Regions from separate parts of the Homo sapiens genome. Here region 1 is linked to region 2. Evidence: read pairs that join two places in POLR2A ChIA-PET (ENCODE). Cell type or tissue: Panc1. All regions are shown on one strand. Each heading gives the region's core, and the rest is flanking DNA. Links, peaks and the distances in the headings are about the cores only.

Region 1 (2,898 bases), core at 120-2,619, 140 kb before region 2:
TTGTGCTGTGGCTGTAGTCCGTGGCCCTATGCAGAGTCCTGCCTGGTGTCTTTCTAGGGCACCTGCAGATGACAGCTCACCTTGTGGCTGGAGGGCGAATTTATTACTAAATGCTTGCACCTATAAGGGCCTGGCTCAGGGCCTGGTGTGGCAGCCGGGAGGCCTGAACTCACTGTGGGCCAAGGTGGGCTCAGCTGGGCTCTAACCTCTGGGGCTTGGGCGGTGCCTGGTGGGGCCGGGGCCTCCTTTGTTCAGGCAGCTGCCTGTGGCAGGGCTCCCAGAGCTGCCAGCTGGTGAGGCACCCCCCTGGTCCTGGGTACTGGGTGAGACTGGGTGGCCCAAGTCTCTGTCTCTGAGGGAGGTGGAACACTGACATTCCTGCTTGGAGGCAGACTCTGAGGAGGCTCCCACCTGTTACAAGCAGCAGACCTGGGGTGGAGTAGGCAAAAGACTTACAGACTCGGTCGGCCGGGTGCGGTGGTCACGCCCGTAATCCCAGCACTTTGGGAGGCCAAGGCGGGTGGATCACAGGGTCAGGAGTTCAAGACAAGCCTGGCTAAGATGGTGAAACCCCATCTCTACTAAAAATACAAAAAATTAGCCGGGCATGGTGGCGGGCGCCTGTAATCCCAGCTACTCGGGAGGCTGAGGCAGGAGAATTGCTTGAACCTGGGAGGGGGAGGTTGCAGTGAGCTGAGATCGTGCCATTGCACACCAGCCTGGGCTACAAAGTGAGATTCCGTCTCAAAAAAAAAAAAAAGGAGTTACAGACTCGGGTCCAAGCCCAGCATAGTTGTGCTCTCATGTGTACCCCGGGTAAGCTGTTCTCTCAGAGACTCAGTCTCTGTCTGTGAAATTGGCACAGTAACATCTCCCTCTTGAAGCTGTGGTTGAGAATGTGGGTAGATGCTGGGCGTGGTGGCTCCTGCTTATAGTCCCAGCACTTTGGGATTGTTTGAGCCCAGGAGTTCCGGACCAGCCTGGGCAACATGGCAAAACCCCATCTCTCCAAAAATACAAAAATTAGCCAGTTGTGGAGGCACGTGGCTGTGGTCCGAGCTACTTGGGTGGGTGAGGCAGGAGGATCACTTGAGCCCAGGAGGTCGAGGCTGCAGTGAGTCGTGATTGCGCCCCTGCACTCCAGCCTGTGTGACAGAGCCAGACCCTGTCTCAAAAAAATAAAAAGAGGCCAGGTGCGGTGGCTCACGCCTGTAATCCCAGCACTTTGGGAGGCCGAGGCGGGCGGATCATGCGGTCAGGAGATCGAGATCATCCTGGCTAACACAGTGAAACCCCATCTCTACTAAAAATACAAAAAATTAGCCGGGTGTGGTGCATGGTGGCGGGCGCCTGTAGTCCCAGCTACTCGGGAGGCTGAGGCAGGAGACTGGCGTGAACCCGGGAGGTGGAGCTTGCAGCGAGCCGAGATCCGCTATTGCACTCCAGCCTGGGCAACAGAACGAGACTCTGTCTCAAAAAAAAAAAAATAAATAAAATAAATAAAATACATAAATAAAAAGAATGTGGCAAGAGTGTGCATGTGAAGCGGCTCCTGCCGGCCAGTGCTCTATTTTTTCTCCTTTATTGCCTCCATTTTCACAGATGAGGAAATGGAGGTTCAGAAAACTGAAGTGTCTTGGCCAGGGTCCCACAGCTAGAAGGAGGCAGAGCCAGGATCTGACTGCAAGTCTGGCTCCTCTGAAGCCCCTTTCTGCTATGCCGGGCTGGAGAGTCATGGACGAGTGGAATTGACGGCGGTGGTGGGGGTCGGGTTCTGAGCTGGCCTGGGTAGCAGAGGACCTGGCTATCCCTTGGGTAGAGACTTGGAGCAAGCAGACTGCCGACCGGAGTGCGAGCATCATCGTGAACTTTTCCCTAGGTTGTGACCGAGATTCCCGACGAGAGAGACTGAGGGGAAGAGAGGAAGGAGGGGCGGGCTCCTGGCAAGGCATTCGCTCCTGAGCGGAATCCTGCAAAGGTCAGTAGGTGGGAGAGGCAGAGAGAGGCGGAGGTGACGGGATGTGGGGAGGGTGGGCCCTGTGTGGATGGGAGGCTGGGGCCGTGGGGGACAGGGATGAAGGGCCAGCTACCTCCGGGTCCAGTTGCCTCTGCTGTCTCCTTTCCATCTTCTTTGCTGTGCCTTGGGAGAACTTCCACAGTGGAAGGACGTGAGACGAATTACCCCACCCCCAACACCTCACCTGGCAGGTGAGCCAGCTGCAGGGGCAGGTGCATTGCTGAGGGCCCCACTCCCTGGAGTTCACAGCGCCAGAGATTGCTAGCTTTCCCATGCCCTCATGTCCTCCCACCCCCACTGACCCCAGTTCCATTTCCTCACCTCATTCCAGATGGAGAAGGAGGAGACAACCCGGGAGCTGCTGCTGCCCAACTGGCAGGGTAGTGGCTCCCACGGGCTGACCATCGCCCAGAGGGACGACGGCGTCTTTGTGCAGGAGGTGACGCAGAACTCCCCTGCGGCCCGCACTGGGGTGGTCAAGGAGGGTGAGTCACCCCAGGGTGTGGACTGGGTGCTGGTGGTTGGGGGGTCGGTGGGGGTGTTGGAGGGAAGGGCAGGGAGCAGGCAGAAGTGGGTGAGTGGCTGTCGAGGGCCCATTCCCAGTGGCATCAGGGTGGTTGGTACCCAAGCCCTGCCCTCCCTTGGCCACTCTGTGTCTGTCACTTGTGGTCCTCAGGGGAGGCAGCTGTGTGGGGTAGTGGACACCTGGTCCTCAGATCTGACTCCACCACCCACTAGCTCTGCAGATTTGGGCAAATGAGTTGGCCTTTTTTTTTTTTTTTAGATGGAGTTTTGTTCTTGTTGCCCAGGCTGGAGTGCAATGGCGCTATCTCAGCTCACTGCAACCTCCGCCTCCTGGGTTCAAGCGATTCTTATGCCTC
Region 2 (2,898 bases), core at 223-2,722:
CGACGGCTTATGAAGGGGCAGGCACACTTCTGAGAACTTTCCAGTTGTTAATCAATCCTCATAACAACCCTCTCAGAGAGGTTACTACTGTTCCCCCTGTGAGGACCTTTGAGGGAGGAAAGGCATTTCTGGAGAGGGAATTGGGTGTGCAAAGGCCTGGGGAGCCCCTCATATCCTGGGGGGCAGTGGGGGACCCGGCCTACAGCCAGGAGGGGCTGGCCTATGGGGCCTTGAAAGTCGGCCAAGGGGTTTAGACTGGATCCAGGCAGCAGGAGGAATCCCTGGAGCCCCCTGCGTGACCTCATTCTGGAGGATGGGTGGGATAGCGCTTCTGGGAGGGGCTGTGATGGACTGGTGTGGGTGGAGAGTTCAGGGAAGGAGGTGGGATTTCCTTATTCTTGGGTCTTCATCCTTGAGCACAGGCCCAGCTGCCACCCTAGTGGCCGCCACGGGCAGCCTCGATGCTGAGATGGGCTCAAAAGCCAGGCTGTGTGTGGTATGGGGTCTCAGAGCCCAGGCAGGGCCAGGGTGGCACCAAATGGCCTGCAGCTTAGTCCTGATGCTGCTTGTGCCCTAGCCCTCACAGGTAGCTCTCCAGGGGCCAACTGTACCCCATCCTGGGAGCTGACCCCAGGAAGGTCAGGGCAGTGCTGCCCGCTGGGTCCTAGAGGTGCCTGGAACATCTTGCTCACACCAGCAGGACACTCATGCCTTCCCCATCTGAGCCCGCTGCAGGCAGACCCTGGCCAGGGGCTGGCTGAGTTGGGGAGGGGGCAGGAGGGCCGTAGCCATGGTGGTTAGAGACAGGAGCAGTGTTGGTACCCTTTCTCTCAAATAAAATGAAGCCCCTTGCCAGGGAGGCCACTGTAGAGCTGGCACGAAGGAGGCTTCCTGTCTGAAGGAGCTGGTGCAGACACACCGGTGGGGCACCCGGCAGAACAACAGCAGAAGATCTGCAATCACACGAACTGGCTGCCTGTTCTCTACACGAGTCCAAGTGAGAACTCTGGGCTGGGAATGCTAAGGAGGCGAGTGTGGGGAGAATTCTCAGTTCTGCAGGGTGCCTTGCCCTGAGTCCTGACCCTTTGTGCTTGAGAGCAGTGGACAAATATGTTGGAAGTTCTTTTTTTTTGAGTTGGAGTTTTGTTCTTGTCGCCCAGGCTGGAGTGCAGTGGCATGATCCTGGCTCACTTCAACCTCTGCCTCCCGGGTTCAAGCAATTCTCCTGCCTCAGTCTCCTGAGTAGCTGGGACTACAGGCATGTGCCACCACGCCCAGTTAATTTTGTATTTTAGTAGACACGGGGTTTTGCACCACCACGTCCAGCTAATTCTGTATTTTTAGTAGACACGGGGTTTCACCATGTTGGCCAGGTTGGTCTTCAACTCCTAACCTCAGGTCATCTGCCTGTCTTGGCCTCCCAAAGAACTGAGATTACAGGCATGAGTCACTGCGCCTGGCCATATATTGGAATTTCTAGGGAAGACAGGGAAAGGGCTTGGGGAAAGTGATGGACTTTTAGTCATGAGGCATCCAGGGTGTGATATTTGTGCCAAAGCCAGAGATAAGACAACAAAGATGGCCCGGAAGATTGTGAGGCCTGACAGAGAAAGGCCAGATCTGGGGTGAGGTCACCGGGGAGACATGCCGGCCTGCAATGAGCCGCCGCCGCTAGCGGGAGTGGGCCCAGGGGAGGGGCGGGGAGCAGATGGGAGGAGGAGGGGAACTGGCCTTGGTGTTTCTTACTTTTAAAAAAGATGAAATACTTGGTGTCTGCAAAGAAAGTTGGGAGAATTTGGGGGTTCGAGCCCCCGGGGATCTTCACTGGGTAGCCAGGGAATGTGGTTCTATGCCCGAGGTAAATGTTCCTGGATTTGGTGTGAGTGGCCTCCACCTGGGGTAATTTGTAAACACTTCTGAAAGTGGCCCTTTGGCCAACAAGCACGTGGGGTAGCTCTGGCTCCTAGCTGTGTGGGAAAGGCTGAGGTGAGGGGAGCTGGGAAGGGAGCACACACGCTTTTTGTATGAGGGGAAGTGACCTGGGAAGAGGCCGCTGAGGAAGGGTGGGGGCAGGTCCTTTCCTGGTGGTGGCGCAGGGTGGACTTGCTCCCCACCTGCTCTTCTCACTCCAAGTCACCCTTTGCCAAACTTCTGGGTGGGGCCTTGTGCTTTGGCACAACCCATATTTCCCTTTCCAAACCCTCCCCAGCCCACAGGCCAGCGCTGCATGGCTCCTGCGGTGGCAGGGTGTCGACATTTCTGTTTGAAATGGTCGGCCTGGCCCCCAGCGCCTGTGGTGGTGTTCAGCCAGGTGCTTCCCTCACTCAACGAGGGGCAGCCTGACAAGCAGAAGATGCGACGCCGAGGGGCCCGGGGCCCTAACTACCCAGCAAGCAGTGCCAGTAAGAAAGGTGCTGGATTTGAACAATTCTGCTAAAAAGACAATTTTTGAGAAAACTGGGGAAATTTGAATATTGACCAAATATTAGGTAAGGTGAACATTTCTTGGCAAGCAATGGTGGAGAGTGTTAACTGAAACATACATGGCATGGTCTCACTTTTGAAAAAATAATTATGCATATACACACCCAGAAAAAGATCTGCAAGAATATACAGTAAGATTTTAATAGTGATATTCACTGGCTGATAGGAAATTTTTCCCGTGGTTTTTTTTTTTTTTTTTTGAGACGGAGTTTGATTCTTGTTGTCCAGGCTGGAGTGCAATGGCGTGATCTTGGCTCACCACAGTCTCCACCTTCCGGGTTCAAGTGATTCTCCTGCCTCAGCCTCTCCAGTAGCTGCGATTACAGGCATGCATCACCATGCCCGGCTAATTTTGTATTTTTAGTAGAGACGGGGTTTCTCCATGTTGGTCAGACTGGTCTCGAACCCTGACCT

What was found. ChIA-PET counts read pairs that join two places held together with the same protein. Peaks named below come from ENCODE experiments on the same cell type or tissue, not always from the same donor. Only the 100,000 strongest peaks of a DNase experiment are listed, where the experiment ranks them.
Region 1: POLR2A ChIA-PET joins it to region 2 with 6 read pairs; 18 of 35 experiments call an interaction of 5 or more read pairs at or near these places.

The regions. Positions count from the first base shown.
Region 1 is chr11:62,535,549-62,538,446 of GRCh38, reverse strand. It overlaps AHNAK (AHNAK nucleoprotein), which reads left to right. Exons shown (of 5, transcript NM_001620.3): 2 at 1,880-1,978; 3 at 2,349-2,502. The coding sequence starts at 2,349. Among named protein-coding and RNA genes, the nearest start is that of AHNAK, 9.8 kb to the left of the region's middle. RefSeq lists an enhancer at 1,924-2,898. In Panc1, for the core only: no CTCF peak of the experiment used is centred there; no DNase peak of the experiment used is centred there; H3K27ac peaks cover 626 bases.
Region 2 is chr11:62,397,451-62,400,348 of GRCh38, reverse strand. It overlaps a transcript of ASRGL1 not described here. Among named protein-coding and RNA genes, the nearest start is that of SCGB1A1, 20 kb to the left of the region's middle. RefSeq lists enhancers at 1,451-2,095, 2,763-2,898. In Panc1, for the core only: no CTCF peak of the experiment used is centred there; no DNase peak of the experiment used is centred there; H3K27ac peaks cover 2,325 bases.